2 separate regions of the Mus musculus genome follow, and region 1 is linked to region 2. A link is a loop called in an ENCODE intact Hi-C map of the cell type or tissue named here. Cell type or tissue: left cerebral cortex. All regions are shown on one strand. Links, peaks and the distances in the headings refer to the core of each region. The heading gives the core; the rest is flanking DNA.

What was found. Peaks named below come from ENCODE experiments on the same cell type or tissue, not always from the same donor. Only the 100,000 strongest peaks of a DNase experiment are listed, where the experiment ranks them.
Region 1: a loop joins it to region 2, with 36 times the contacts of the local background. A loop is called at or near these places in 10 of 42 quality-filtered maps.

What each region holds. Positions count from the first base shown.
Region 1 is chr8:20,936,490-20,951,869 of GRCm38, reverse strand. AY761185 (cDNA sequence AY761185) reads left to right here and starts at 7,122. Exons shown (of 2, transcript NM_001012640.2): 1 at 7,122-7,331; 2 at 7,901-8,176. The coding sequence starts at 7,160. The coding sequence ends at 8,013. In left cerebral cortex, for the core only: no CTCF peak of the experiment used is centred there; no DNase peak of the experiment used is centred there.
Region 2 is chr8:21,010,471-21,025,850 of GRCm38, reverse strand. It overlaps Defa21 (defensin, alpha, 21), which reads right to left and starts at 306. Exons shown (of 2, transcript NM_183253.3): 1 at 92-306. The coding sequence starts at 263. In left cerebral cortex, for the core only: no CTCF peak of the experiment used is centred there; no DNase peak of the experiment used is centred there.

The DNA.
Region 1 (15,380 bases), core at 6,063-11,062, 76 kb after region 2:
GGGTAGCCCTCTTTCTTCCTCACAGTCATTAAGACTCTGCTGACGCTCAGGAGGTGCTGGGTTAGATGGCTCACAGCTTGACAACTTATTTCCTCTTATGCTCTCTTGTACTGCTTCTATACCCTAAGACAGGTGAGGTATTCACCTCTGCACTTGTTTTGCCTCACAAGCCAGTGTGCAAAAACTCAACAGAACTCTCAGTTACCCTGAACAATCAACTCTATTTCTTTAGCAGTGATCCTACATGTGAGTTATTACTTGTGATAACTGGTAAAAAATAATTTAAAATAAACAAACCAATGTTTTGTTCAGATATTTGAAGGAAATTCAGGTTATTTATTGGTGGTCTCACATCAAACCCAAGAGGAGGGAATTCGCAGAGGTAGAGACCAAAGAGAAGTTGTAGAGGTACCATCTGTCAACAGATGCCTTTCCACTTTGATCTCTCATCAGGGTCTAAGAAAAGAAGTCAAATTATTCCAATAAATGACAGAAGGTGTTACTCTAAAATGCAGAAGTTAAGATGGAATATTGGGTAGTGGTAAAGCACAAAAGATTAGCCCATAGCACTGTTGCCTAATCTTCAGTATCTCTGAGTAATACAATTAACCTCTTCAAAGTTGTATTACAAACCCACAAAACATTGGTTAATAAAAGCAGCTACATTATTGGGTTATTGTGAAAACCTCTTATAGGAAGAGAAAAAAGATCTTACCAACTAGTAACTATTATCTAATATAATATGCTGTACACATTACATACCTTGAGAATGTTACCTGGCTTATCACTAGGTTCAATTTATCATGGTTTCCCTGAAGTTATGACACAAATCTGCCTGAGCTTTGCAATAAATGAAAATTTATTATCCTTACTTTACATAAGAAGTTGCCAAGTTCAATGGTATGTAAATGTTTTATCCAATAGCAAATGCTTATATTTGTCAAACTAATGTGTAATGCAGCTCCTAATATAAAATACCTCAAGAACTTTATGGCAATAACCTCCTTGATAAAGAGCCATCATACAAAACAAGCAGTTTCCCAAGTTAAGGTAAAAGGCATTACTTGTAAGGGCAAATGAGCCTGGGATGAAGTGAGAACTAATGGAGTACGTTCCAGATATTAATGATAATGGGAAGAAGAAAAATAGTAAAAGTCTGACAGAGTAATGTGCAGGTATTTCTGGCCAGAAGACTATGATGAAGGGTGCTTGATGGGAAATGAGTTGAGCTTTATGTTGGGTTGAGGAATGTCCTCAAACCATGGAGACAAACCTGCTTGGTTTAAAGATGCATGTTTAGGAACTAGAGAAGTATAGTGCAATTCTAATTATGAAGTCAGTATAGGACTTCTGATTCCTTCCCCAATGTACACACTTTTTCTCTGTCCTCTCCCTAGAGGGGCCAGAGTCCCAGTCAGAAGCTGTAACATGGGCCCGTCACAGAGTTGGCTGCTATGAGCCAGTAAGCATGTGTTGTCCATTTGAAGTTTCTGTGATGAGTGGGGTATTTTGAAAGATGTTGGCCATCTATAGGGTACTTTTTTCCCATGAAATCACAGGTTGCTCACTGCAATTTCTTTAGAGGTCCTCTGTAGTTATAAGTGATGGCCTTTTATCCATGTGGTGGAACTCGTTGAAAATACCATGTTGATAGAGAAGATGTGATTTCAATATGAACAGGTCTTCTGAGCATCACAACCTATAGCAATTCTCAGTTATTATATGCACTGGCAGTTCCTCAATGTTTGTTCGAGGCCAAGTAGAACGAACTGTTTTAGAGTTTTTGGGATTGGGCAAAACTAGAGGACCTTTCTTTGGACAAAAGCGTGCTTTCTCTAGCTAAACCTGGGGAAGTCTGTCTTGTGAAGGTTATCATTTTTGTAAAATTTGTTTTATATTTATTCCCTTATTGTATGTGTGGTGAGAACTTTTGTGTCGCAGAACTCATGTGGAAGTCAGAGAACAGCGAATGGCTGTCTGTTTGCTGCTTCCACGATGTTGTTCCTGAGACTTGAACTCAGGTTCCCAGGCATAGTAGATGCATCTCTCCCAGTAAGATTTCTGGGCTCTGTTTCATTTCAGTTACTGGCTCTTCGTGCACCATTTGTTGCTGCTGGTGTTGTTGGTGGATTGATATTTTATCACTTGAACAGCCTTTCTCTTTGATTTTTACTTTATTTCTCATTACATGGATTCATTGCTATTCCTTCTTGAAGTGTCTTGTGATTATCTGAATGAGATTGCTTCAGAAGAATATATGACTTTATCACATGAGAGATGCATCCATCTAAATTAAGGCAAAAGTAAGAGAAGAGTGTGAACCAGGGCAGCAGCATCATTTGAGCTTCTTCATTTTTACTTTGCATCTGAAAACTGTGTTCATCTTTGCATTTGCTACTCCCTGGTGTCAGGGTTTTCTTTAAAACAGTTTGATTTAGGAGTCTGACACTTGCATTCCAGATACTCTTGACTAATCCTCACAGCACCATGGGTAAATGGCATATAATTTCCAGGTCTCAAAGTGAGCCGTGATTTTAATTTCTCTTCATTAGTGATGATCTGAATGAGCAGCTTGTATCATACCTTATATATTACCAAAAGACTCAGTAAATCAAGTAAACTCTAGGACTATTCCAACTATGGTTGGACAAGTCTTGGTTAGGCTTGGTGATGCAGAGTGAGCCTAATGGAATCACCAGTGAGTAACATCTTGTAATGAAATTGAGGAATCAAGGATATTTGTCATATAGGCTTCCTGACAGTCAGCAGCATAATCAACTGTCCCAAGTAGAGGGTGCATGATTGATGCAAAACAAAAGCAAAATTACTGTTTCTTTTAAGCTCTGTGGAATCTGTATAAGTATTTTATGCATATAGATCTTGCGCGCGCTCAACTGGCCAGGAAGAACGACGCTGCTACAGGATCCTTCTGCACACGTTTATTCAGTCCTGTTTCTTCTTTCTCCATATATCTCCCTTGTTTATATCTCCCTTGTTTTTATATCTCCCCTGTTTATATCTCCCTTGTTTTTATATCTCCCCCTTGTTTATATATCTCCCTTGTTTTTATATCTCTCCCTTGTTTTTATATCTCCCTTGTTTTTATATCTCCCTTGTTTTTATATCTCCCTTGTTTATATCTCCCTTGTTTATATATCGCCTGTTTATATCTCTCCCGAACCCTGGGCCTCTCACTCCTTTTATACTCTCTCTCATCCACGAACCGCAGGCCATGCCCCCTCGCCAGTCACGAGGCTTCAGCTAATCAGGGCAGCAGGGGCAAATCTCCACCAAATTGGATTCACCTGTATCCTGGTACACCTGCGCAGCACTCAAGATGTTTGTGTCTTATATGAGGAAGTCAGGTGAAAGTCATATGACTTAGCTGCAGTCCCTGGTGCCTTTAGGACTGCCGCCACATCTGCTCCTAACATCTCCCCCTTTTTTCTTTTCTGGCAGAGAGAATGTCTGTAGATAGCCCCCCGCAGCCATGCCCCTTACCCGTCCTTGGGTGACAAACAGCATTGGTTTGATCCCTGTCTTAGGTTGGTGACATGCCCAGGGAGTCTTATCACTGACTACCTCTCAATCATGCCAAGCCACTCCTGGGGAGATTGTGTTTTGCTTGTGGCAGGTGCATCAAAAGGCCAGGATGTTAATGAACCTATGGCCAGATCTTAATTGCTGCAAGCAAGCCTCATGGGTGAAGGTAGAGGTCTGATCCCCAGTGTGCAAGCATAGGGGCCCTACACAAAACCATCCCTTAGGCTCATCACCCAGAGAGGTCTTGGCCAGCTCCCGTGTCGTTTTTCCTGGGGGAAGGGAACTAGGACACTGAACCTTCATGCAATCAGACGTGCCTTCCACAGGATGCCAACAGCAAGCTATCCTCTGTGCAGTGCTTAGCCTCGCAACCCATGGCATAAAGCAGCATTATTTCTTTTAGAGCGGCAAACCGAATCTGAGGAGATTGTCCCGCCTCCACTGCAGCAAAAGCCTACGCTACCATGGCGAAAGTGCGGGCTGCACACTCTGCACCTAACACATGTGCCAAACACACAACACACACACACACTATAACAAGCATACATCCCAGGGCTCTCATCCCCACTCATCTTCCCTGAAGCAAGGGATAGATAGCCAGAGGGGCTATCTCTTTAAGGGAAATTCAGGGATCAAAAAGGCATAGAAAAATTTGAATGTCATGTCGAGCTGGTATTGGCGCTTCTGGAACACCGAAAGGATCTCTCATCTCGGCTCCATCCTTTGTGCTTGTGGGATCATCCACCACATCCACAGGGGCAACTGGATCAGGAGCCTCATTCTTGCAGCGTCTCACCAATCTCTCCGGCACCCAAAGAGGTTCCATCTGGTCCTGTGGAAACACACAAACAGACCCTCTCGCCCACGTCAACACCTGATCCACTCGATCCCCAGGGGGGATGGACACAATACCTCGTGGTGATGAGACCATAACCTCAATCACCTGTGTGTCCATCTGGGGAGTCAATATGAGAGTCAAGTTTTCATTAGCTTCCCCTCTGTTAGGCAATGATTTCCAAGCCCTTATGGCAATCTGATTCACCTGCTCAAACACCTGCAGTGGATATCCTGTCTGTTGTTGTGCAAATCTACCTTGATCAAGCAGCATATCTCTATCCCATGCTATCTTTGCCCTGCTTGGTCGGTGAAAATAGGACATCCCAGCAAGGAGAATCTATCCTCTCTCCAAACCTCCGGACAGAAGGTCTGCCCATAGATGGCTGACGAGGAGGCATAGGGAGGGGGAGCAGAAGCTAATTCACCTCCTCCTCCGCCTCGACTCTGTTGTCCTGTCCTTTCTGTCCACCTGATAACACTGTGTCTCCTTTCTTTTTCCTTTTTCTTTTTAAGCCCTTTTCCTCTTCTGACATACTTTCTTGTTGCTCTGTAAGGATTTTCTGACCTGTCTTGACTGCCTCTCAATTCAAACAGTAACAGAGTCCATATATCAGAACAAACAAGACCAAAACTATCAGACCTACCCACAAAGGGTCAATGGGAGAAAAAAGCATAACTACACAGCGAGGATCTATTGATCACTACACTGAGGTTATCATAGTTCCTTAACTTGTCCCCAAACCAGGAACCTTAACTTGTCCCAAAGCCGGGAACCTTTCGTTACCTTGTGCCTGCTTGCTGGCAACTTTATGCTCACCTCTATTTTATCAGAGGTCCTTCCCAAACTCCTGGGTTACTTTGTGCCTACTTCCTGGCAACTTTATGCTCACCTCTATTTTATCCGAGGTCCTTCCCAAACTCCTGGGGTCGCAAGTTTCACTCACCGTGAACTTACCCTGCGGGCAACCACTGACTGCTGAAAGTTCTGAACTCGGTGGGGGAGTCGGTTCCCCATACGGGCCACCAATTGTCGCGTCCACTCTCAACCAGCAAGAACGATGCGACCACCAGTCCTTCTAACAGCAGTTTATTCAGTCTTCATCTTTCTTCTTTCTCTTCATCAGTACCGTTCCCCAGCTGAAGAGTTCTGAATCCACGCCGGATCCTTCTCAACAGTCTGTTTCACGGGAACTTTTATTAACCACTCCTTCCCCGTGATGCAGTTCTGAATCCTCCCTGTAGCAGATGGTCTTCGCTCTTGCCTGAAGATGTTTCTTTTCCCGGGTTTCGGCACCACTTCTTGCGCGCGCTCAACTGGCCAGGAAGAACGACGCTGCTACAGGATCCTTCTGCACACGTTTATTCAGTCCTGTTTCTTCTTTCTCCATATATCTCCCTTGTTTATATCTCCCTTGTTTTTATATCTCCCCTGTTTATATCTCCCTTGTTTTTATATCTCCCCCTTGTTTATATATCTCCCTTGTTTTTATATCTCTCCCTTGTTTTTATATCTCCCTTGTTTTTATATCTCCCTTGTTTTTATATCTCCCTTGTTTATATCTCCCTTGTTTATATATCGCCTGTTTATATCTCTCCCGAACCCTGGGCCTCTCACTCCTTTTATACTCTCTCTCATCCACGAACCGCAGGCCATGCCCCCTCGCCAGTCACGAGGCTTCAGCTAATCAGGGCAGCAGGGGCAAATCTCCACCAAATTGGATTCACCTGTATCCTGGTACACCTGCGCAGCACTCAAGATGTTTGTGTCTTATATGAGGAAGTCAGGTGAAAGTCATATGACTTAGCTGCAGTCCCTGGCGCCTTTAGGACTGCCGCCACACCTGCTCCTAACATATAGACACATAATGATAGACATTAGGATTTTCCTATGTATTAGAAGTACTCAAAAATAACTAAATTCAAACATTTGGAAGAGGACTTTGGTTTACAAAATTAGATTCAGAGCTAGAAATGACCAGAGTAATTCAATGCAGGAGAAAAATTTGATATATATACATATACATACATACATATATATATATATATATATATATATATATGTATTTTACTTTTCCTGCTCTCATTTGCTAAATGAAAAAAGTTCCTATAAAATCTCATATAGGAACCAAGGCATGTTACTGTATGGTTCCCAGGAGTGAAGAGGCACCCAGAACACACTCTTATGATATATGTTCTGTCACTGTGACTTCTTCAGAACAACGCACTCTAGCTTCCCTCTGACAAACTCTGTGTCTTGAACTCAATTCACTGGTGACATGAGGCCATTTTAGTTTCTTGGTCCCAAAGGAGAAGATTCACAAAATCTTCCTTCATGAGGGTGACTGATAATACCCTGAATCATGCAAAGAACTGACTGTCCAGTCCACCTGGTCAAGGTCTGGTCCAGGCTCCAAGTTGAAAAGACAATAATCCTTTGCTTCATGTACTTATTAAATTAGGCAATGCCCAACTCTTTTCTTCCCCGACCACTGAGAGGTAAATATTCAAGCAGATGGGAAACAGGGGAATATAGCAAGGACCCTTCATCATTATTAGTGGGAGGGGAGAAAGGAACTGAACGCACAGAGCAACATCAGGATGGTAACCTTGAGGACAGAGGAAGATCAAAAGGAACTTGAGGGTAACAGCCTCTCCCAGTTCCTACCAATGAATGCCTTCTCTCAGTGTGGAGGTTGTCTCTGCCCTATAAATGCTGGCTGGCTCCTCACTCTCCATACACTGGGCTCCTGTTCACCAATCCTCCAGGTGACTCCCAGCCATGAAGACACTCGTTCTCCTCTCTGCCCTTGTCCTGCTGGCCTTCTATGTCCAGGCTGATTCTACCCAAGAGACTGATGAAGAGACTAAAACTGATGATCAGCCAGGGGAAGAGGATCAGGGTGTGTCTGTCTCCTTTGAAGACCCAGAACGCTATGTTCTTCAAGTTTCAGGTGAATGTTGGTGCCCAGTGTGCTTGGTGTCTCCTGAGGGAGGGTTGAAGATGAGCCCTGGTATTCTGTCAAGAGCAGTCTGGTTCAGGTAGTTTCCCCTTGATCCTCTAAGAACTTTCCTGTGTTATTTATAGAAGTAAAAGTGAGAGTTAAACCTTTTTAAGGTTTTTGATCTACAAATGTTTTTGTGAGAAACCTTTAAAATAAAGAACATGTTTATAAGTCCTTTTATACCTGATTAATAATTTTGTTATGGAAGAAGAGTCTGTTTTGCTTAAAAAACAAAAACAAAAACAAAACAAAAAAAAAAAACTTACCTAGGAGCCAAATTCAAATGTATGAATGTGCTGTGTCAGGAAAACACAAAAAGTGTGAAGAAATGTTGTGTGTGTGTCATGGCCTGTATGTGATCAACACTTGTTAAATGTCCTATTTTCATGGTGCTGGCTGTGATGTCACCAGTACAACAAACCTACTCTGTACTATGTAAGTACATTTTCATAGGTTGTTTACTACTACACACTGCTGGCCTCCTTACTTAATATCTTAAATTTTGTTTGTGTCCTCAGGCCTAGGAAAGCCTCCCCAGTGCCCGAAGTGCCCAGTGTGCTCAAAGTGCCCACAGTGCCCACAGTGCCCACAGTGCCCGGGGTGCCCGAGGTGCAATTGCATGACAAAATGAAACTGCAATTGTCACCAAAGGTCCTAATAGACAGCATAAATAGACAGCAGCTGAACATGGAATCCGGGTCCAGAAAATCATTTGCTCTTGGACCTCAAGATCTGTCAATACCCTTGTGCTTAGCTTTGACTGTTTCATTCTCCAATAAATTTCATGCAGAAAAATTATCTGTGTTTATGTTTCCTTGGTGTTTTCTATGTGGGTTAGACAGGAATCTTCTAAGCCATGTAGCAGAATCTTCAGTGAATCCTTTGTAAAAGAACTCTTGGTTCCATTTTAGCAGTCATATCAACGATGAGCAGGAGGTTAGAGACAAGACATTCTGCTCTAGCTACTTCTCTGTCTTTCAAATCTCCTATCCTTTACATTAGACTCACTCTCAAAAATTATTTACACATTTTCATGATCCATTTTTTTCAGTTAAAGGACATTATGTCCTTTCCTTACTATAGCAGTTGAAATCTCAGAGGCAATGAAAATGTTTGAGCAAGTAACTGTGAGGGAGGTCCCTGAGTCCTTGGGCATTTGCCAAGGAGTGGTACAGCTGTGCCATGGAGATTTCCCTGCAGTTTTGTGAGAGTTCTTCACACTGACTTCCTTAGTTCCTGTTCCAGCTTGCAATCCCACCAACAGTGCCTGAGAGTTCCCCTTCACCTAGAACCTCACCCCCACTTGTGGACAACTGTTTTCTTAATCTTAGTCATTCTGACAAGGCATAGATCATACCTCTGAGAACTTTCAATTTCCATTTCTCTGATAAAAATGTTGAACACTTTAAAATATACTTCTTGGCTACTTTTATTAATTCTTTGAAAGTTTCCAACAACTGGTTAGCCTATTTGGATAATACTCATCACTGTGGAAGCTCTTCCCAGAAACATCCCCTTCCCTAAACACTACAATTCATTTCCTTTTTAAAAGCCACTTGGACCAATTTGTGCCTTTCCATATGTTTTTAAGATTTCCACTGGAACATGGTCCATTCACAAGGAGATACACTCATAAAGAACTGTCTCTCTCACCCAGCAGCTAATAATTGTCAATACCTCCACTATAATGGGTAGAGTTCTTGTATCTATCCCACAGCTTCGTGCTGGAATTTGTGTAACTTGGGCTTGCACAGTATAGCCCTGTCACCTTGAACATTCCTAATCTTATTTCAATCATTTGTTTGTTTGTTTGTTTGTTTTTCAAAAATTCTCTTTTCAGATCCATATGTGATTTTTAATTAGGTTGTTTTATTAACTGTCTTACTTTATTTTCCTAGTTCTTTGTATATTTTGGATACTAACCCATAGCAGATGTATAGCTTACAAAGGGTCTGTACCACACCATGAGATTTGTCTTTACTGGATTGAGTGTTTTCTTTGCTATAGTGAAGGTTTTAATTTTATAAGGTCACAATGTCAGTTGTATGCCTAAATCCCAAGTGGTTAGCCATAGACACATGGATGCATGAGCAATGCTAAATAGACTCTTATAGTAACTTGTGTGACTATGTATACATTAAAAATATGTGCATATACATGTATATATATATATATATATATATATATATATATATATATATATATGTAACAATTATCATTTAAGAATTGATAGTGCCTAGCTGTTCATAAATATAATAATTTAGCACTGATGCACATGTTTTATCAAATGTTTGAAATCTTATAATTTTTTGTGGCACTAACTCCATAGTTTATAAGTCCTCCATCATTAACACTGTATTTTGGAAACCTTGAACTTTCTGTGTCTGCTATTTCCTTCCATAAATACTTGCCTTCTAAGTGCTGTTCCTGAGTCAAGGCCTTTGTCTCCAAACTTGGCTCTCATGAACCTTGTCCTTTTGACATAATCAGTAAGTGCACAGAAAGCAGGACAGTAGATATTGCTACTGAGTAGGAGACTGCAAAGTCACTTTGTTGACACTGAGGATAAATTTCCCCTGTTACTCTTGCTTTTCTGTCCTTCAGAATGGAATCTCCTTTCCATCCTTAGCCAAGACACATATTTTATTTCAATCTCCAGAGCTGATCCTAGCCTCATACCACTAACCTTGAGCAAGACTAATTGGTGCACTCAGCATGCCAACTTTTTCCCTCTGGTTCAAAGACATTCAGAGCACACTCTGCTGTAGTACTGGACCACAGGATTTTGGCCAGATTTCAGTTCTTCTTTCCTCTCTCACTTACCTTGTATACACGCACCAACATTTCTTCTTTAGTTTCTAATTTTTATTGAAATCATTATTTTTCATACAATATTTTCTGATCATGTTTTCCCTTCTCCCATCTCCTCCTAAATACTCCTTACCTTTCATCCCCATGCATTCTCTCTCTCTCTCTCTCTCTCTCTCTCTCTCTCTCTCTCTCTCCCTCCCTCCCCCCAACTGGCAGGTAAATAAAACAAACAATAGCAAAACAAGCAAACAAAAACTAAGAAAGGGCATGATATACTCTCTCTCTCACATACACACACCCCATAAAACCCCCAAAATTGAAAAACATAATATACAAGCAGTAGAATAGTAAGGTTAAAGAAAAATATGCCAAGTCTGGTGATGGTGGCATGCACTTTTCATCCCAGCAATTGAGAATTGGATGCTGTTAAATTTGAGGCTAACTTGCTTGGTGGACAAAGTGAGTTCCAGGATAGTCAGAGCTCCAAAGAAAAACCCTGTCTCATACTCCCTTTCCTTTATCTGCCCAAACAAGGTAATACAAAACAGAAAAATATCTCCAAAAACACCTTTGAGTTATTTTACACCAACATTTCTTAAAGAGAGTTTTCTTTGCTCAACTTTCACAGGACATTTGGGTTACTGGTGGTGATAATAAGTATTATTTTACCTATATACCTATTTCTAGAGTGTACACAAAAGCCAGGCTCCACTGATTTCACATCAAACCCCAGAAGATGGAATTTGCAGATATACTTTAAGGGGATGCTATTATACCCAAAGGAAGGAATTAAGAGAGATATTCAGAGGAGAGGCTGTGAGACCAAAGGAGAGAATTTGCAGATACCCCCTAAAGAAAGGCCCAGAAGCCCTGTAGGAGCAGCAGCAGCCCTCAGGTCTGGACTCCCACTGAGCCTTGTTCCTGTCTCCACAATATCTTTTCTTGATCTCTCTCACAAATATTTCTTTCCTCCTTGTCTCTCATTCTGAAAGATCCTGACAGAATGTAAAAGGTCACAGAAGCCCTGAAATTGGCAAGATAGATGTCACTGTTAGCAGAATTAGCTTCACTGATTTAGAAAAATAGAGGTGCACAATGCTCTGGCCACTCGTTGAACCTGTGTGTCTGCCAATGTTTTGATCATTCCTTGACCCATTTGTGTGCCCACTGATGAAGCCCATTGCCAGGTGTTTGTGATATTGGTTGCTGAGAAAGAGTCAGAAAATCTCCCCAGCAACCACAGCCCAGCCAATCCTGAGTTGCTACACCTGCACCAGACTCTTTCCTTGTACCCCTCCCATACCCATTTCTTGAGAATAGACATTGTTTAGATCTGGAAATCCCCTCTCCCCCCCCCTCCTTTCTCCCCTGAGGGCCTATAAAAAACTGGGACCTCTTTTCTCTCGAGGTCGACTCCTCTACCCCTGCGTCAGATATGAGTCATCCCCAGAGCTCTGTCTTTCCCCGAATAAAGCCTCATGTGGTTTGCAACAAGCTCCGTCTATTGTGAGCTCTTGGGTGTCCGCTATTGTCCTGAGGCCTGAGTGAGGGGCTCCTCTCAGAGTCTTTCAATTCTACTTTTAATTCAACAAATGGACAAACATCTATTTCCATTGTTACTGCAGGTATTTCCTACTTATTTCCTTATAATTAGAATGCCTGGAGAAACACATATGTATGTAATTTTTTAAGTGTTATTTTTGAAAATTGAGATTAGTCTAATACATATTTAAAATTTTTAACACACAACTTCTTTGTCACTAAAGGCCTTTTCTTTCTCCTTCATGTGAACATCTTGCTCAACATCTCCTGTGAGTAGCAGAGGCTGAGTGTGGGGGAAATAGAAAATTGGTCTCCAGCAAGCTTGTTGCTTATTTGTAGGATCAGAGGTCATGGCCTATGGACACAATCTTTTGTGCTTCCATATCATGTACAGTCCTGAACCACAAGATGGGCCTCAGTTTCAATAGTTTTGTTCCTTCTTAAAACTGTCTTCATCCAAGAATCTTTGATGAACCAATTGTTTCTGTCCTTGTTTTGTGCCACAGAGCAGGGTGGAAGTCAATAGAATCCCAGCCACCATTTCCTGGACAGACTGTGTCTATTTAAAAAGTAATGCTCATATATGCAAATTATAATTTACAATGTCTGATAACTAGCTTCACTTCAACTCTTTATAGATACAAGAGTCACTCAGTCTCAAAGGCAGGGATGTGTCAAGCATATAATCATATTAGGTGACCAGTCACCTGTTGGGCTCTTGGCACAGGGCACAAATATCGCCTAGCTGAGAATAGTTGCTTCTTGAAATGCTAAACAGTTCACAAAGAATGCTAACTAGTGGTTGAGAACATGGGACTAGGTAGGAGTCATTGAACAATCTCAATCCAATGACTTTAAATATGATGAAAACTCTCCAAGTTTCTGCTGAAACTCAAATAGAAAACTGCTTTAAAAAAGACTTTCCTATCCAGTGTCTTCAGAGACCTCTGCATACACTTAGCCTTCACTCTGAACATCTGAGCTCATGCTCCCTCATCCTGCAGGAGCAGTTCACCCTTCTCTCTATGATTTTCCTGTTAGTTCTCAGGGCCTCAGGATGCAGCTGTCTGAGAAAAACCTGAGGCATCTCCAGACCAGGAATATCTTGGGTAGAGAACCATAACATGATCAAAGCTGGTGAATGGTCACAGGCCATTAAGATTTGATAGCTAGAGAGAAGGGATTAGATACGTAAAACATTCTGGAAAGACACACAGATGCACACACACATACACACACACACACACACACACACACACAGAGAGAGAGAGAGAGAGAGAGAGAGAGAGAGAGAGAGAGAGAGAGAATTTTATATAAATATGCATGTGTCTGGTTTCAAATCCTGAGACAAGTGACTGAGATTCATATTTTACTTCAGTTCCTACCTGACATACCCTGCCCCCAAGCTTGAATTTTCCAGTCTTGGGGTTGAGCTGCCCTTCCCCCAGAGGCTTTTCCCTTTATAATCCAGACATTTTGGGCTCTCTCCTCTTCCCCCTCCCCCTCTCCTCCTCCTCTTCCTCTTCCCCCTCCTCCTCCCTCATCCTTCCTCCCTCCTTTTTCTATTCCTCAACCCCTTTCTCTCTTTCTCTTTTCTTCCTCAACTTCCACTCACATTCCCCATAGGGACTTCCCTGATCAAATTATGACTTCAGTTTAGTAACAATTAAAAAGATTTCTACCAAATGAGATTATGACTATGCAATCAATTTTAGCTATTCCTCCCTTTTCCAATTATGACCATTTCTACATTCCCTAGAAAGACAACTATAATTATCCCCTCCAGCATCAAAGCCCAGGGAACTGGGTCGACAGCTCTTTATAACTTCTTCAAACTGAATATGTATATTGACATATTTTGAAGGGGAGAGAGGAGAAGAGGGGAAATAGGATTGCTTAATCTCTGATATCTGTGTCTTGACTGGAATGGGCTGAAAGTCCAGGACACCAGGAGTTCAAGCAGGTCAGTTCAGCATGTCTAACAATGCTGTATATTCTGTAATATACAAATCTTAAAACAAAATTTTAATATCAAGATATTCTTTTTGTTTGATTCTCTGGAATCTAGTTCTTCGGGGGGGGGGGTGGTCTCCCTCTATCATATTACTCTGGAAGGTATATAGACTTTAATCACCTTTTCTAAAAACACAAAGACAAAACCTTTCTTCCAAATCAGCACACCCTTGAACCAGTAACCAGAAAAACCTTTATTTTGACCTCTCTCCCAGAGGAATAATATAACCACAAAACTCAACATCATACCCATTTTGAAAAGTAATACAATCCGAAACAAATGAAGCAAACCAAAATACTGTATGTGCCTATTCTTAGACCGTTTCTATTTTGCCATGCAGAATAATAACCCAGAATTCCCATGGAGCCCACATTAGAATTTGAGTATCTTGTGAGGCATATTAGAGCAATATATCTTTATGCCATCTTCAAAACAATTGATTCATACTTCTATATGTACCTGCTTATAAGCAGGCAACTAGTCAAAGCAGGATTTAAACCCAGAATTCCCATGGAGCCCACATTAGACAGAATTTGAGTATACTGTGAGACATATTAGAGCAACAAATCTTTATACCATCTTTCTGTTAAGCTTTCTACCTAGAGCAGCCATCCGTCATCTTATGCCCTCTATCTATTTGTCTCTCTGCCTGGAGCCACAGATATTATTGATTAGTACCTGTTCACTGATCTCTTTACTTGAAGATAATGACTAATTTTCCCTATCCTAGTTCTGAACCACAGGCAAAATTTCCCAAGGATTCTGTCAAAATCTGCATATAAATCTATCCTAAAAGCAAATAATCCCAATTTTATAAATTCACAGTTCAAACCTCTGCCCTAAAAAGTAGGCAACTTCATTCTTTTCCTAACTCAGAGCAACCTGCCATTCCCCACAACAGGGGACCTCAGGGCTTTTTTTGTTTCAATTCCCACTAGTGAGTCACATGACTCATGAACTTGCTCTCACTTAGAAAATGAAACTTTAATTTTAAGGCTATTAATCTTAAATTTCTTGTGGATTCATGCCAACATGTTGGTTTTCCACCTGTTGTAGGAAATATTAAAAAGATCTGCAAGTTACCGAGCTTCACCCTGCTACTCTCTTCCCCAGTGGGCTCACCTACCAGTTTTTATCTCAAGGAGACTCTCAGAGCTACAAAATCTCTCCACCCAGCTTGCTAGGTTCCCACTGGTGGGTTGTTACCATGCTACACCCAGGTTTCAAATCCTCCACAGTATTTGTGGTGCACCTCAGGCAAACCCACACTTTGCCACTGTATCTTTCTCTCTTGAACCTGGATGAGCCACCAGGTGAAGGAAAACACAACACAAACTTAGTTCAGAAACGATGGTAACTCAATCGTTGGGCTCAGCAACTAAAATCCTAATCTTGTAAACCTTACTGAATCTAAATCCTCTGGCAGCAAATCCTGACAGATTTGCCATTGAAACTGGGAGACACTTGTAGCTACATCTTGTTCTCATGCTATCACCATCCAAAATCCTTTCTAAGGCACTTAATATGAAGGGAAGTTGAATTTTGTCAAATGCTTTTTCAGCATCTAATGAGATGATCATGTGTTTTTTCATTGAATTTGTTTATGTAGTGGATTACACTGATACCCATAT
Region 2 (15,380 bases), core at 4,023-9,022:
AGCCACATTACTCTACCAGGATTCTAGGACTCATCTTCATCCCTCCCTCAGGAGACTGCAAGCATCCATCACACTGGGTACCATTACTCACATTTTTCATGAAGAGCAGATCCTTCTTGGCCTCCAAAGGAGACAGACACAGCCTGGTCATCTTCCCCTGGCTGCTCCTCAGTATTAGTCTCTTCATCTGTGTTTTGGATAGGATCAGTCTGGACCTGGTAGGCCAGCAGGATGAGGGCAGAGAGGAGGACAAGTGTCTTCATGGCTGGGAGTCACCTGGAGGATTGGTGAGCAGGAGCCCAATGTGTGGAGAATGAATAGCCAGCCTATATTTATAGGGCAGAGAAAGGTCCACACTTAGAGAAGGCACTCTTTGATGGGAACTGGGAGAGTCTGTTATCATTAAGATCTCTTTGATGTGCCAATGTCCTGAAGCCTACTATCATGATGTTGCTTTGTGTGTTCAGTAACATCAGCCCTCCCATTAATAATGATGAAGGGGCCTTGCTATCTTCCCCTGTTTCCCATCTGCTGGAGTATTTACGTCCCAGTGGTCAGGGAAGTAAAGAGCTAGGCACTTTGTAATTTATAAAGCTCATGGAACAAAGGATTTTTATGTTTTGAACTTGCAGGATGCTCTCCTCAGAAAGTCTGGAGCAGAGTTTGACTAGGTAGACTGGAGAGTCAGTTCTTTGCATGATTCAGGTATTATCAATAATCCTCCTGTGAGGTAACATTGTGAACTCCCTACTCAGAGCCATTATAGAGAAAGTAAGATGGCCTCATTGTGCCCCTAGAGAAGTGAGTTTAAGAGAGAGAGTTTGTAAGAATGTAGCTAGAGTGAGATGTTCTGTAGAAGCCAAAGTGTCTGAACACATCTCACAAGAGTGTGGTCCAGGAGCATCTCCATACTTGGGAATTTAAATCCATGTGTCGTTCCACATGTCTGAGATTCTACAATGTTTTTACTTTCAGAAAATGAGTACTGATCTATAAGAAATGACATGCATACGGTAGAGAGGGCCTTAAGCTAGTACCCAGTCTTAAGAAGTGTCATCATGTCATACATGACCACTGTTCTCTATGTGTTTTATCCCATTTCGCACAGTACATACACACCAAAAGTTATAGAACTTCCTGCTGTTTTCATTCTCTGTATGGAGTCCCGCTGTCATACATGCCACCCATATTTATATGTTAATTAATAATATTCATTTGTTAAAATGATTTTATATAGAGTTCTCAAAGTGAATTAGCTAAGCAGTGAGAATACTATTTTACATACATATTAAACTACCCACACAAATAACAACACACATATATATGTGTGTGTGTGTGTGTGTGTGTGTGTATATATATATATATATGTATATATATATATATCCATATAATATATATATACACATACATACTTATGTAATTGTATAATGGGACATGACCTCTTAAAAACATGTGTAGTCTGTGATTTATGAGTTAAGAAGCACATCTTATACTTCAGACTCATTATTGTCATTCCTGATCATCACAGAATTGATCTAAGTAGCACTTTCTAAAATATGCATGCTCAAAGGCCACCATGCTCATGTTAAAGATTTTTATTATGCAATTTCTCATTGTACCCTTCCTACCAGTGTCCTGTACAGAACTGGCCATTAGAGAATGCTGAACCACACAATGTATCCTAGAGAAGAATGCCTTTTTTAAGTAAAGCAAAGTTTGTTCTGCACCCTCTTTTCACTTTCTTATTGCTTTATGATCTCTTTTTTTGTTTCTTATCAAGCGCTGGTAGCATCAGATGTCTCACTTGAGGACAGACACCAGAGAATGTAGAAACCAGACTCTTCTCTCTGTGGAATTGCACGGAGTCATTTACATACTACCAGGTTTATTGAGCCTTGGGGGAAAGCAGTTTTTTGCTTTGTGAATTTACTGTGGACTGGAATTTATGTTTTTATTGCAGATTGACATAAGTAGTATAATGTTTTTCTTATATTCCTCATCCTAATCTGATAGATAAAATTGATATTTCAGTATTATAACAGTTCATTTTTATCATGCGTTGACACCAGAAGTGTGTGCACTTGTGTTTGGTCAAATGTTTCAATGAGAGATTAGTTGGCACATTCTTTCTACATTTTTAAAGAAAGATGTACTTATTTTTGTTCTATAAGTGATTTGGCAGACTGTATGTGTGTGTGTGTGGCTATTGTCTGTGGAGAGCAGAGGGCCAATCCCCAAGCACTGGAGGTCCAGAATGCTATGAGCTGCTACGTGGGTATTAGAACTGAACCTAGATCTTTCAAAAGAGCACCTAGTATTCTTTACCTCAGAGCCATCCTTCCAGGCCCACATTTTCTCTAATGAATCTTTAGCTACTGTTCAAAAAGTCTGGAAACTGTTTCTTTGTAGCATATATTAAAAATCTTCTTAAGATAAACATTTTTCTTCCTCCCGTTTTTTTTTTTAATTCTAAACAGCCTGGCATTTAAATCTCTTAATAATATTTCTGAGTTATTTTTCTTTCAATTTAAATCTGTAAGAGTCAAGCTTTGTGTTTTAGTGGCATTAGCAAAATTCCTACCACATCCTGTGTTTAAGTCAGTTACAGTTCTTACACACCCTCTGCTACGAGGGAGGAAGTTCCCCCTTCTCATGTAGAGTGTTGAGCATCTTCAGTTTTCCAAGGTATTATATCATATGTGAATGCCAAATGAGATGTTGGGAAGTAGGGCAGTGGTTGGAGCAGGTGGGCCACAGACACTGAAATGATGTTGGAAAACTGAAGGAGCTCTTTGTAGTCCATTGCTATGTCTTCTTGTAGTGAATCTTGTCCAAGCATCATCATGTATTCAAATATGTTCTGCAAAGAATGTATGTTAACCCCCAGTGGAATCTGAAGTCTCTGGTCTTGCACATGCCCCACTTAGGCACATGGGAGGGCTAGCCCTCTTCCTGTCTCACAGGCATCAGGACTCTGGTTACCCACAGGAGGCTCTTGGTAAGATGGGTCACAGCTTGAGAACTTGCATCTTCTTATGCTCTCCTGTATTGCATCCTGGACTCTGAGACAGTGGGGGTGTTCTGTTCTGCACATGTGTAAAAACCCAACAGAACTCGAAATTATCCTTAAAAATCTACACTATTTCTGTAGGAGGGATCACATATGTGAGCTATTACTTGTGATAACTGTCAAAAAATCCCCTTCATTTCTTTGTATATTTCTAGTGAATATGGGTAATTTATTGATGGTTTAACATCAAATCTCAAAGGAGATAATTAGTAGAGGCAAAGATCAAGGAGAAGAAGTAGAGAGACCATCTGTCAAGAGATGTCTTTCAACCTTGGGCTCCTATCAGGCTCTAAAGAAGGAAAACAAATAATCTCAATAAATGACAGAAGGCATCACTCTAAAACACAGGAGTTAAGGTGGAATATGGGATAGAGGTAAAATATAAGAGATCTGGCCACAGCTTGTTGCCTAATCTTTCGTGTATTTTGAGTATGGCAATTAACCTCTTTAAAGTTCCTTTATGAACCCACAAAACATTGGTTAATGAACGTGACTATTTTATTTGGTTATTCTGAAAACCTCTTATCAAAGTAAAAAAAAGATCTTAGCAATTAGTATGTATCAACTAATAGAAATACACTGCACATATTATATACCTTGAGAATGCTGCCTGGCTTATCACAAATTTCAAATTATCATTGTTTCTATAAAGTTACAACACAAAGCTGTTTTGTCTCTACAATAAATAAAAGTTTACTTTAGGTAAGAAGTTGTCAAAATCCATAGAATTTATATGTTGTATTCAATATGGAATGTTTCTATTTATTAAACTAATGGGGAACGTATCTTCTCGTTTCAAATACCTCAAGAACTTTATAGCTTTCATCTGTTTGTTAAAGAGATATCACACCAAATAAGCAGTTTTACAAATTAGATAAAAGATGTTACATGCAAGGATATATGAGCCTTGGTTGAGCTGAGAACTGATGGAGAACCTTCCAGATATGAATGATGGTGAGAAGAAGAAAACTAGTAAAGGTCTGACAGTGTAACGTGCAGGTATTTCTCACCAGAAGACTACGATGAAGACTATTGATTGGAAGAGGGCTTAGCTTCATATTTGGCTGAGGAACGTCCTCAGAGCATGGAGACAACGTCCTTCTTTTTAAAGATGCACATTGAGGAACTAAAGGTGCCTATTTCAATTCTAATTATGAAAAAGTGTATACACTTTTTCTCTGTGTTCTACACACAGGGTGCAGAGTCCCATTCAGAAGGTATAATATGGGCTTGTCATAATGTTGGCTGGTATGAGCCATTAAGATTTGTTGTCCATTTGAATTTTCTGTGATCAGCAGGTTATTTTCGAAAGATCTTGGGCAGCTATAGGGTATTTTTTCATGCTAGGTTGGTCACTGAAATTTCTTTAGAGGTTCTTTGTAGCAATAAGTAATGGCCTTTGGCCTGTTTCAGTAAATCTCTCCAACCCAGTTATGACCTGGCAATGAAAACACAACACACTTAAAATGATTACATGCTGTGCACCTAGATTGGGCAGATCTGCTACTACACTACCATCTTCTACATCTATGAGACCCCTTAGAACTTGCAGTTTCTCCTGGCCCTGTGCTTCTGCTCTCTTCCTCTTCCTCTTCCTCTTCCTCTTCCTCTTCCCCTCCTCCCCCTCCTCTCCCTCATACTCCTCTTCCTTGCTCTTCCTCTTTGTCCTACCCCTCTTCCATTTTGTATTTCTTCCCTCTCCCCAATTCTGCTCCACCCTCCTTTTTTTCTGCCCAATCATCAACTCTCCTTTATATTTCTAATTAAGGTGGGAAGCAGGTTTTCAGGAATTCACCTTAGTGCTGACTCATTCCTTGTTTGCAACCCCTCATAGGAGGACAGATTTAACACCAAATATAATTAGCCCCAGGGCTATTCACAACACTGGCCCACATGGTAGAATATGTAGACAATACCATGTTGATGGAGAAGATGTGATTTCAATTGGGACATGTCTTCTGACAACCTACAGCAACTCTCAGTTATTATAAAAACTGGTAGGTCCTCAATGTTTGTCCAAGTCCAAGTGAAATGGAATGTTTGAGACACTTTGGAGTTAGGCTAAACTAGAGGACCTTTTTTTAGGACAAAAGCATGCTTTCTGTAACTAAACGGAAGAGAAGTCTGTCATGTGAACATTACCATTTTCTTAAAATTTGTTTTGTATTTATCTATACACTTATTGTATGTACAGAGAGAACTCATGTGCCATAGAACTCATGTGGAGGTCAGAGGACAGCTAATGGCAACCTGTTTGATGCCTCTACTATGTGGTGTCTGAGACTTGAACTCAGGTTGCCAGGCATAGTACAGGATGCATTTGGTGTGCATCAAGGGTGAGCAGAGGGTTAGATACAAGGAGATAAACCACTCTGCTCTGGCTACTTCTCTCTCTATCAACTTGTCTGTTCATTAGATAAGAGTCTCTAGCTACATATGTATCAGAAGATGGCCTAGTCGGCAATCAGTAGAAAGAGAGGCTGATTGGTCTTGCAAACATTATATGCCTCAGTACAGGGGAACACCAGGGCCAAGAAATGGAAATATGTGGGTAGGGGAGTTGGGGGCGGGGAGGGCATGGGGGTGTCTTGGGATAGCATTGGAAATATAAATGAAGAAAATACCTAATTAAAAAAATAAAAAATATATAAAATCATACAGTACAATAAAAAAAGAAAAAAAAAGAAAGATACACCCTCAAAAATGAGTCCCACTTTTTCATGATCCATTTTTTCATTTGAAGGACATTATGTCCTTTAGTTTCTATAGCTGGTGAAAACTCAGACACAATAGAAATTGTTGAGCCAGTAAATGTAAGGTAGGATCCTGAGTCCTGGGCATTTGCTAAGGAGTGGTACAGCTGTGCCATGGAGATTTCCCTGTAGTTTTGTAAGAATTCTCCACACTGACTTCTTTGGTTCCTGTGCCAGCTTGCAATCCCAGCAACAGTGACTGAGGGTTCCCCTTTCCCTAGACCCTCTCTCCCTCTTGTGGACAATTGTTTTCTTGATCTTAGTCATTCTTACTAGGGTTAGATGGAATCTCCAAGAACCTTCAATTTCCATTACTCTGATAAAAATTTTGAACACTTTAAAAATATACTTCTTGGCTACTTTTATTCGTACTTTGAAAGTTTCCAACAACTACTTAGCCTATTTGGATAATATTTATCAGTGCACAAACTCTTCCCAGAATCATTCCCTTCCCTAAACACCACAACTAATTTCTTTTTTCTAAACCATTTAGACCAAGTTGTGCCTGTCCATATGTTTTTAAATTTTCCACTGGAACATGGTCCATTCATAAGAACATACACTCATAAAGAACTGTCTCTCACCCAGCAGGTAACAATTGGTAATACCTCCACTACAAGGGGTAGAGTGTTTGTATCCATCTCCCATTACAGCCCTGTCACCCCGAAAATTCCTGATCTTATTTCAACCATTTTGTTTGTTTGTATTTTCCAAATTTCTCTGTTCAGATCCATATGTGATTTTTAATTGGGTGGTTTTATTAGCTGTCTTAATCTATTTTCCTAGTTCTTTGTATATTTTGAATACTAACCCATAACAAATGTATAGCTTAAAAAGGATCTGTACCACAGTGTGATCTCCATGTTCACTGGACAGAGTATTTCATTTGCTATAGGAAGGTTTTAATTTTATAAGGTCCTATCATCATTTGTAGGCCTAATCCCAAATTGTTAGCCCTAGACACATAGATATATGAGCAATGTTACATAGACTCTGTTATAAAAAATTGTGTGGGTAGGTATGCATTAAAAATGATGTGCATATGTATATACATGTGTCAATTATCATTTAAGAAGTGATAGCATCTAGCTCTTCATAAATATAATAACTTATCATGGTTGTACATGTTTCATAAAATGTTTGAAATCTTACAATTATCTGTGGCACTAACTCCATAGTTTATAAGTCCTCTGCCATTACCAGTGTCTTTTTCTCATTAGATATTTTCTTCATTTACATTTCAAATGCTATCCCCTTTTCTAGTTTCCTCTCTGAAAGTCCCCTATACCCTCACCTGCCCTGCTCCCCAACCCACCAATTACAGCTTCCTGACCCTGGCATTCCCCTGTACTGGGGCATTTAATCTTTGCAAGACCAAGGGCCTATCCTATCATTGATGGCCAACTAAACTATCCTCTGCTACATATGTAGCTAGAGACAGGAGCTTTGGGGGTAATGGGTAGTTAATAATTTTGTTCTCTTATAGGGTTGCAGACACCTTCAGTTCCTTGGGTACTTTCTCTAGATCCTCCACTGGGGGCTCTGTGTGCCATCCTATAAATAACTTTGAGCATCCACTTCTGTATCTGCCAGGCACTGGCATAGCCTCACAAAAGAGAGCTATATCAGGGTCCTGTCAGCAAAATCTTGCTGGCATATGCAATGGTGTCTGTGTTTGGTGGTTTTATATGGGATAGATCCCAGGGCGGGGCAGTCTCTGGATGGTCCTTACTAACATCTCAGCTCCAAACTTTGTAACTCCTTTCATGGGTATTTTGTTCCCCATTCTAAGAAGGAACAAAGAATCCACACTTTGGTCTTCCTTCTTCTTGGGTTTCATATATTTTGCAAATGGTATCTTGAGTAGTCTAAGTTTCTAGGGTAGTATCTGCTTATCAGTGAGTGCATATCATGTGTGTTCTTTTGTGGTTGGGTTACCTCACTCAGGATGGTATCTTCCAGATCCATCCATTGCATAAGAACTTCATGAATTCATTGTTTTTAATTGTTGAGCAGTACTCCATTTTGTAAATAGACCACATTTTCTGTATCAATTCCTCTGTTGAGGGACATCTGGGTTCTTTCCAGCTTTTGGCAATTATAAATAGGGCTGCTATGAACTTAGTGGATCATGTGTCCTTATTTCAAGTTGGAACATCTTCTGTGTATATGCCAAGGAGAGGAATTGCTTGATCTACTGGTAGTACTAGGTCCAGTTTTCTGAGGAACCACCAGACTGACTTCCAGAGTGGTTGTACCAGCTTGCCATCCCACCAGCAATGGAGGAGTGTTCCTGTTTCTCAACATCCTCACCAGCATCTGCTGTCACCTAAATTTTTGATCCTAGCCATTCTGACTGGTGTGAAGTGAATCTCAGGGTTGTTTTGATTTGCATTTCCCTGAAGATTGAGGATGTTGAACATTTTTTCAAGTGCTTCTCAGCCCTTTGGTATTCCTCAGTTGATAATTCTTTATTTAGCTCTGTACCCCATTTTTAATGGGATTATTTGAATTTCTGGAGTCCATCTTCTTGAGTTCTTTGTATGTATTGGATATTAGTTCCCTATCTGATTTAGGATTGGTAAATTTTTTCCCAATCTGTTGGTGGCCTTTTTTGTCTTATTGACAGTATCTTTTCCCCTACAGAGGCTTTGCAATTTTATGAGGTCCCATTTATCGACTCTTGATCTTACAGCACAGGCCATTGCTGATATGTTCAGGAATTTTCCACCTCTGCCCATATCTTCAAGGCTTTTCCCTACTTTCTCCTCAGTGTTCTTACACTCGTTCACGACCGGCCAGGAAGAACGCAGCAAACCGGAATCTTCTGCGGCAAAGCTTTATTGCTTACATCTTCAGGAGCCAGAGAGCAAGAGTGCAAGAGTGCAAGAGAGCAAGAGAGCAAGAGCAAGAGCAAGAGAGAGCAAAAAAGCAAGAAAAAGAACAAGAAAGCAAGAGAAAGAATGGCAAAACCCTGTCCCTTTTAAGGAGAATTATCCTCCGCCTAGGATGTGTCACTCCCTGATTGGCTGCAGCCCATCGGCGGAGTTGTCGTCACGGGGAAGGCAGAGCACATGGGGTGGAGAACTACCCTTGGCACATGCGCAGATTATTTGTTTACCACTTAGAACACAGGATGTCAGCGCCATCTTGTAATGGCGAATGTGAGGGCAGCTCCCCACACAGTGTCTCTGGTTTTATTTGGAGATCTTTGATTCACTAGGACTTGAGCTTTGTACAAGGACATAAGAATGGATCAATTTTCATTCTTCTACATGATAACCACCAGTTGTGCTAGCACCATTCGTTGAAAATGCTGTCCTTTTTCCACTGGATGGTTATAGCTCCCTTGTCAAAGATCAAGTGACCATAGTTGTGTTGTTTCATTTCTGAGTCTTCAATTCTATTCCATTGATCTACCTGTCTGTCACTGTTCCAGTACCCTGCAGGCTTTTTTTTTTTTTTTTGGTTTTTTTGTTTTTTTGTTTTTAATCACAGTTGCTCTGTAGTACAGCTTGTGATCAGGAATGGTGATTCCACCAGAGGTTCTTTTATCATTGAGAATAGTTTTTGCTATCCTAGGATTTTTGTTATTCCAAATGAATTTGCAAATTCATTTCTAACTTGGTGAAGAATTGAGTTTGAATTTTGATGGGGACTGCATTGAATCTGCAGATTGCATTCAGCAAGGTAGCCAATCCATGAACATGGGAGATCTTTCCATCTTCTGAGATCTTCAATTTCTTTCTTCAGAGACTTGAAGTTCTTATCATACAGATCTTTCAATTCCTTAGGGTCATGCAAGGTATTTTATATTATTTGTGACTGTTATCACAAATAATATAATTTCCTAATTTCTTATATATATTCCCTAATTTCTTTGTCAGCTTGTTTATCCTTTGTGTAGTAAAAGGCCACTGATTTGTTTGAGTTAATTTTATATCCAACTACTGCACTGTACTTGTTTCAGTTTTAGTAGTTCTCCAGTGGAATTTTTAGGATCACTTATATATAGTATCTTATCATATGTAAATAGTGATATTTTGACTTCTTCCTTTCCAATTTGTATCCCCTTGATCTCCTTTTGTTGTCTAATTGCTCTGGCTAGGGATTCAAGTACTGTATTCAATAGGAAGGGAGAAAGTGGGCAGCCTTGTCTGGTCCTTGTTTTTAGTGGGATTACTTCTAGTTTCTCTCCACTTACTTTCATATTAGCTACTAGTTTGCTATGGATTGCTTTTATTATGTTTAGATATGGGCCTTGAATTCCTGATCTTTCCATGACTTTTTATCATGAAGGGCTGTTGGATTTTTCAAATGCTTTCTCAGCATCATGTGGTTTTTGTCTTTGAGGTTGTTTATACAGTGGATTATGTTGATGGATTTCTGTATATTAAACCATTCCTGTATCCCTGGGATGAAGCCTACTTGGTCATGTTAGATGATTGGTTTTTTTTTTTTGTTTGTTTGTTTGTTTTGTTTTGTTTTGTTTTTGTTTTTGTTTTTTTGTGACAGGGTTTCTCTGTATAGCTCTGGCTGTCCTGGAACTCACTTTTTAGGTCAGGCTGGCCTCGAACTCAGAAATTCGCCTGCCTCTGCCTCCCGAGTGCTGGGATTACAGGCTTTCGCCACCACGCCCAGCACTGGATGATTGTTTTTATGTGTTCTTAGATTCGGTTTGCTAGGATTTTATTGAGTATTTTTGCATTGATATTAATAAGAGAAATTGATCTGAAGTTCTCTTTCTTTGTTGGATCTTTGTGTGGTTTAGGTAGCAGAGTAATTATGGATTCATGAAATGAATTGGGTAGAGAACCTTTTGTTTCTATTTTGTGGAATAGTTTGAGGAGAGTTGGAATTAGGTCTTCCTTGAAGGTCTGATAGAACTCTGCACTAAACCCATCTGGCCCTGGGCTTTTTTGGTTGGGAGACTATTAATGACTGCTTCTATTTCCTTAGGGGAAATGGGACTGTTCATATCATTAATCTGATCCTGATTTAACTTTGGTTAGTGGTGTCTGTCTAGGAAGTTGTCCATTTCATCCAGGTTTTTCAGTTTTATTGAGTATAACCTTTTGTAGTAGGATCTGATGATGTTTTAGATTTCCTCAGGTTTTGTTGTTATGTCTCCCTTCTCTTTTTTAATTTTGTTAATAAGGATACTGTCCCTGTGCCTTCTAGTAAGTCTGGCTAATGGTTTATCTATCTTGTTGATTTTCTTAAAGAACCAGCTCTTGGTTTGGTTGATTCTTTGTATAGTTCTTTTGTTTTTCACTTGGTTGATTTCTGTCCTAGTTATGATTGTTTCCAGGCATCTCCTCTTTGGGTGAATTTGCTTCCTCTTGTTCTAGAGCTTTTAGATGTGCTGTCAAGCTGCTAGTGTATGCTCTCTCTAGATTTTTTTTTTTTTTTTTGGTTGCAGTCAGAGCTATGAGTTTTCCTCTTATGACCGCTTCCATTGTGTCCCATAAGTTTGGGTATATTGTGACCTCATTTTCTTAAAACTCTAAAAAGTCTTTAATTTTATTCTTTATTTCTTCTTTTACCAAGTTATCACTGGATAGAGTGTTGTTCAGCTTTGACGTGAATGTTGGATTTCTATTATTTGTGTTGTTATTGAACATCAGCCTTAGTCCATGGTGGTCTGATAGGATGCAGGGATAGTTTCAATACTTTTGTATTTGTTAAGGCCTGTTTTGTGACTGATTATATGGTCAGTTTTTGATAAGATCCCATGAGGTGCTCAGAACAAAGTGTATCCTTTTATTTTAGGATAAAATGTTCTGTAGATATCTGTTAAATCCATTTGGTTCATAACTTTTGTTAGTTTCACTCTATCTCTTTTCAGTTTCTGTTTCCAGGGATTGTCCATTAATGAGGGTAGGGTGTTAAAATCTTCCACTATTATTGTGTGCGGTGCAAAATGGGCTTTGAGCTTTACTATAATTTCTTTAATGAATGTGGCTGCCCTTGCATTTGGAGCATAGATGTTCAGAATTGAGAGTTCATCTTGGTAAATTTTACCTTTGATGTGTATGAATCCCCCCAAGCCCCCCTTGTCTTTTTTGATAACTTTGGGTTGAAAGTCAATTTTATTCTATATTAGAATGGCTACTCCAGCTTGTTTCTTGGAACAGTTTCCTTGGAAAATTGTTTTCCAGCCTTTTACTCTGAGGTAGTGTCTGTCTTTGTCCTTGAGGTGGATTTCCTCTATGCAGAAAAATGTTGGGTCCTGTTTATGTAGCCAGTCTATTAGTCTATGTCTTTTTATTGGGGAATTGAGTCCATTGATAGTAAGAGATTTTGAGGAAAACTAATTGTTGCTTCTTGTTATTTCTGTTGTTAGAGTTGGGATTCTGTTATTGAGGCTATCTTCTTTAGGTTTGTTGAAGAATTACTTTATTGCTGTTTCTAGTGCATAGTTTCACTCCTTGTGTTAGGGTTTTCCCTTTATTATCTTTTAAGGTCTGGATTCGTGGAAAGATATTATGTGAATTTGGTTTTGTCATGTAAACTTAGTTTTCTCCATCTATGGTAATTGAGAGTTTTGTTGGGTATAATAGACTGGGCTGGTATTTGTGATGTTTTAGGGTCTTTATAACATCTGTTCAGGATTTTCTGGTTTCCATAGTCTCTGGTGAGAAGTCTGGTGTAATTAAATAGGTTTGCCTTTATATATTACTTGACCATTTTCTCTTAATGTTTTTAATATTCTACCTTCATTTAGTGAATTTGTGGATCTGATTATTATTGTCAGTAAGAATTTTTTTGTCTGGTCCAGTCTATTTGGAGTTCTGTGGGCTTCTTGCATGCTCATGGGCATCTTTTCTTAGGGAAGTTTTCTTCTATAATTTAGGTGAAGATATTTACTGGCCCTTTAAGTTGAAAATCTTCATTCTCATCTATACCTATTATCTTTAGGTTTTGTCTTCTCATTATGTTCTAGATTTCCTGGATGTTTTGATTTAGTATCTTATTGCATTTTGCATTTTTTTTTATTGTTGTGTCCATGATTTCTATGGAATCTTCTGCACCTGAGATTCTCTCTTCCATCTATTGTATTCTGTTGGTGATGCTCACATATATGATTCCTGGTTTCTTTCCTAGGGTTTCTATATACAGAGCTGTCTCCCTTTGGGTTTTCTTTATTGGTTCTACTTCTGTTTCTATATCTTCGATGGTTTTATTAAATTTCTTCATCTGTTTAGTTGTGTTTTCCTGTAATTCTTTATGGGATTTTTGTCTTTCCTTGATAAGGACTGCTACCTGTTTAGTAGTGTTCTCCTGTATTTATTTAAGTGAGTTATCAATGTCCTTCTTAAAATCTACCAGCATCATGAGATATGATTTTAAATCTGCATCTTGCTTTTCTGGTGTGCTGGGGGTATCCAAGACTCACTGTGGTAGAATTACTGGGTTATGATGATGCCAAGTAGTCTTGATTTCTGTTAGTAAGATTCTTACATTTGTCTTTTGCCATCTGGTAATCTCTGGTGTTAGATGTTCTAGCTCTCTCTGGCTGAAGTTTGTTCCTCCTGTGATTCTGTTAGCTTCTGTCTGAAATCCTGGGATTCCAACTCTCCTGAGTCCCAGGGGTCAGAACACTTGCTGTAGGCAAGCTTTCCTCTTGTGGGAAAGGTGCACAGCGGTCTAAAGATCAGCTCTACCTCTTGGCATAGGATGGAGGCCCAAAGGGACCCTTTCCAGGAAGCTCTGTTGCTTCTGTGGCCTGTGCTCTCTCTGGTGTGGACAGGTCTCTGAGAAAACAGGGATAGAAGATGGCAATCTCATCTGAGTCTTGGGGTCAAAATCCTCCCTGGAGGCCAACTCTCCTCTGGTGGGGTAGCTACACAATGCTCTGAGGATCACCTCTGCCTCCGGGCTGAGGAAGAAGGCCTGAAGGGACCCTGTCCACAAAGCTCTGTTGCTTCTGTGTTCTGCGAGCTGTCATGCACTGACTGGTCTCTGCCCCAGTGTTTTCTGTTTTTATAAATCTTGGACTTTCTGTGGTTGCATTTTCCTTGCATAAATACTTGCCTTCTAAATCCTGTTCCTGAGCCAAGGCCTTTTTCTCCAAGCTTGGCTCTCATGAACCTTGTCATTTTGACATAATCCGTAAGTGCACAGGAAACAGGACACTAGATACTGCTGCTAAGTCAGAGTCTTCAAAGTCTCTTTGTTGACACTGAGGATATCTTTCCTCTGTTACTATTGCTTTTCTGTCCTCTGAATGCAATCTCTTTTCCATCCTCAGCCAACAAACATATTTCAGTCCAATCTTCAGTGCTGATCCTAGACTCTTACCACTAACCTTTAGCATGACTAATTGGTGCACTCAGCATGCCAACTTTTTTCCTCTGGTTCAAAGACATTCAGACCACACTCTGCTGTAGAGCTGTAACACAGGATTTTGGCCATAGCCTTCAGTTCTTCTTTCTTTTCTCACTCACCTTGCATACACACACCAATATTTCTTGCTTAGTTTCTATTGAAAATATTATTTTTCATACAATATATTCTGACCACGTTTTCCCCTCTCAGATCTCCTCCCAAATACTCTTCACCTTCTAACCCCATGCGTATTCTCTCTCTCTCTCTCTCTCTCCCTCTCTCTCTCTCTCTCTCTGTGTGTGTGTGTCATCTCTCTCTCTCTCTCTCAATGACAGGCATTTAAAAAATAAACAATAGCAATAGTGAAGCTTGGAAGTCAAGAGAACCCCAGCTACCATTTCCTGGACAGAGTGTGTTCATTTACAAAGTAATAGTCATATATGAAAATTATGACTTACAATGCCATATAACTAGCTTCACTTCAACTCTTTATAAATAAAAATATAAGACTTCTCAGTCATTCTCAAAGGCAGCTATGTATCAAGTATAGTCTCATATTAAGTCATCAGTCACCTGTTAGGCTCTTGACACAGAGCACAAATATTACCCAAATTGAGAAGAGACAGTTCTGTTAAATGCAGAACAGTTAATAGAGAATGCAGGCTAGTACTGGAGCCCATGGAACTATGCAGCAGCCATTGAATAACCTCAATTGCATGACTTCGTATATGATGAAAACTCTCCAAGTTTTGATTGAAACTCAGTTTCTAGGGAAAACTGCTTAACAAAAGCCTTTCCCTGACAGGATCATATGAGACCTCTGCTGTTACTTCCTTCCAGCCTAGCTAGGCTGGCCTCAGACCATCCACCACTTAGGCAGAGCCACCTGCTGTGCAGCTTCTCATCACTCTCCTTTGATGTGCCACTACCTGCCTGAGGCCAAACCTACCTGAGATTTTCTAGAGTTAGCACCAAACTGTGATCTTCACTAGTTCCTACTAAAAGTCTGATCTGACTGCTTCAAAGGAACTTTGCCTGACTGGGAATGGGCCTCCCCTCTTCTTTATAAAGTGTGTTTGCTGACATTAAAGTTGAACCTTGATCAGACTATTTGTCTTGGTTCCATTCTTTCTCTCATCGCCTAGATTCCCTCTTTTCTTCCAGATTCCAAGATTCCTTCCAGGCTCGAACACGGACATGTGAGCAGCTGGCCTGCCTCAACACTC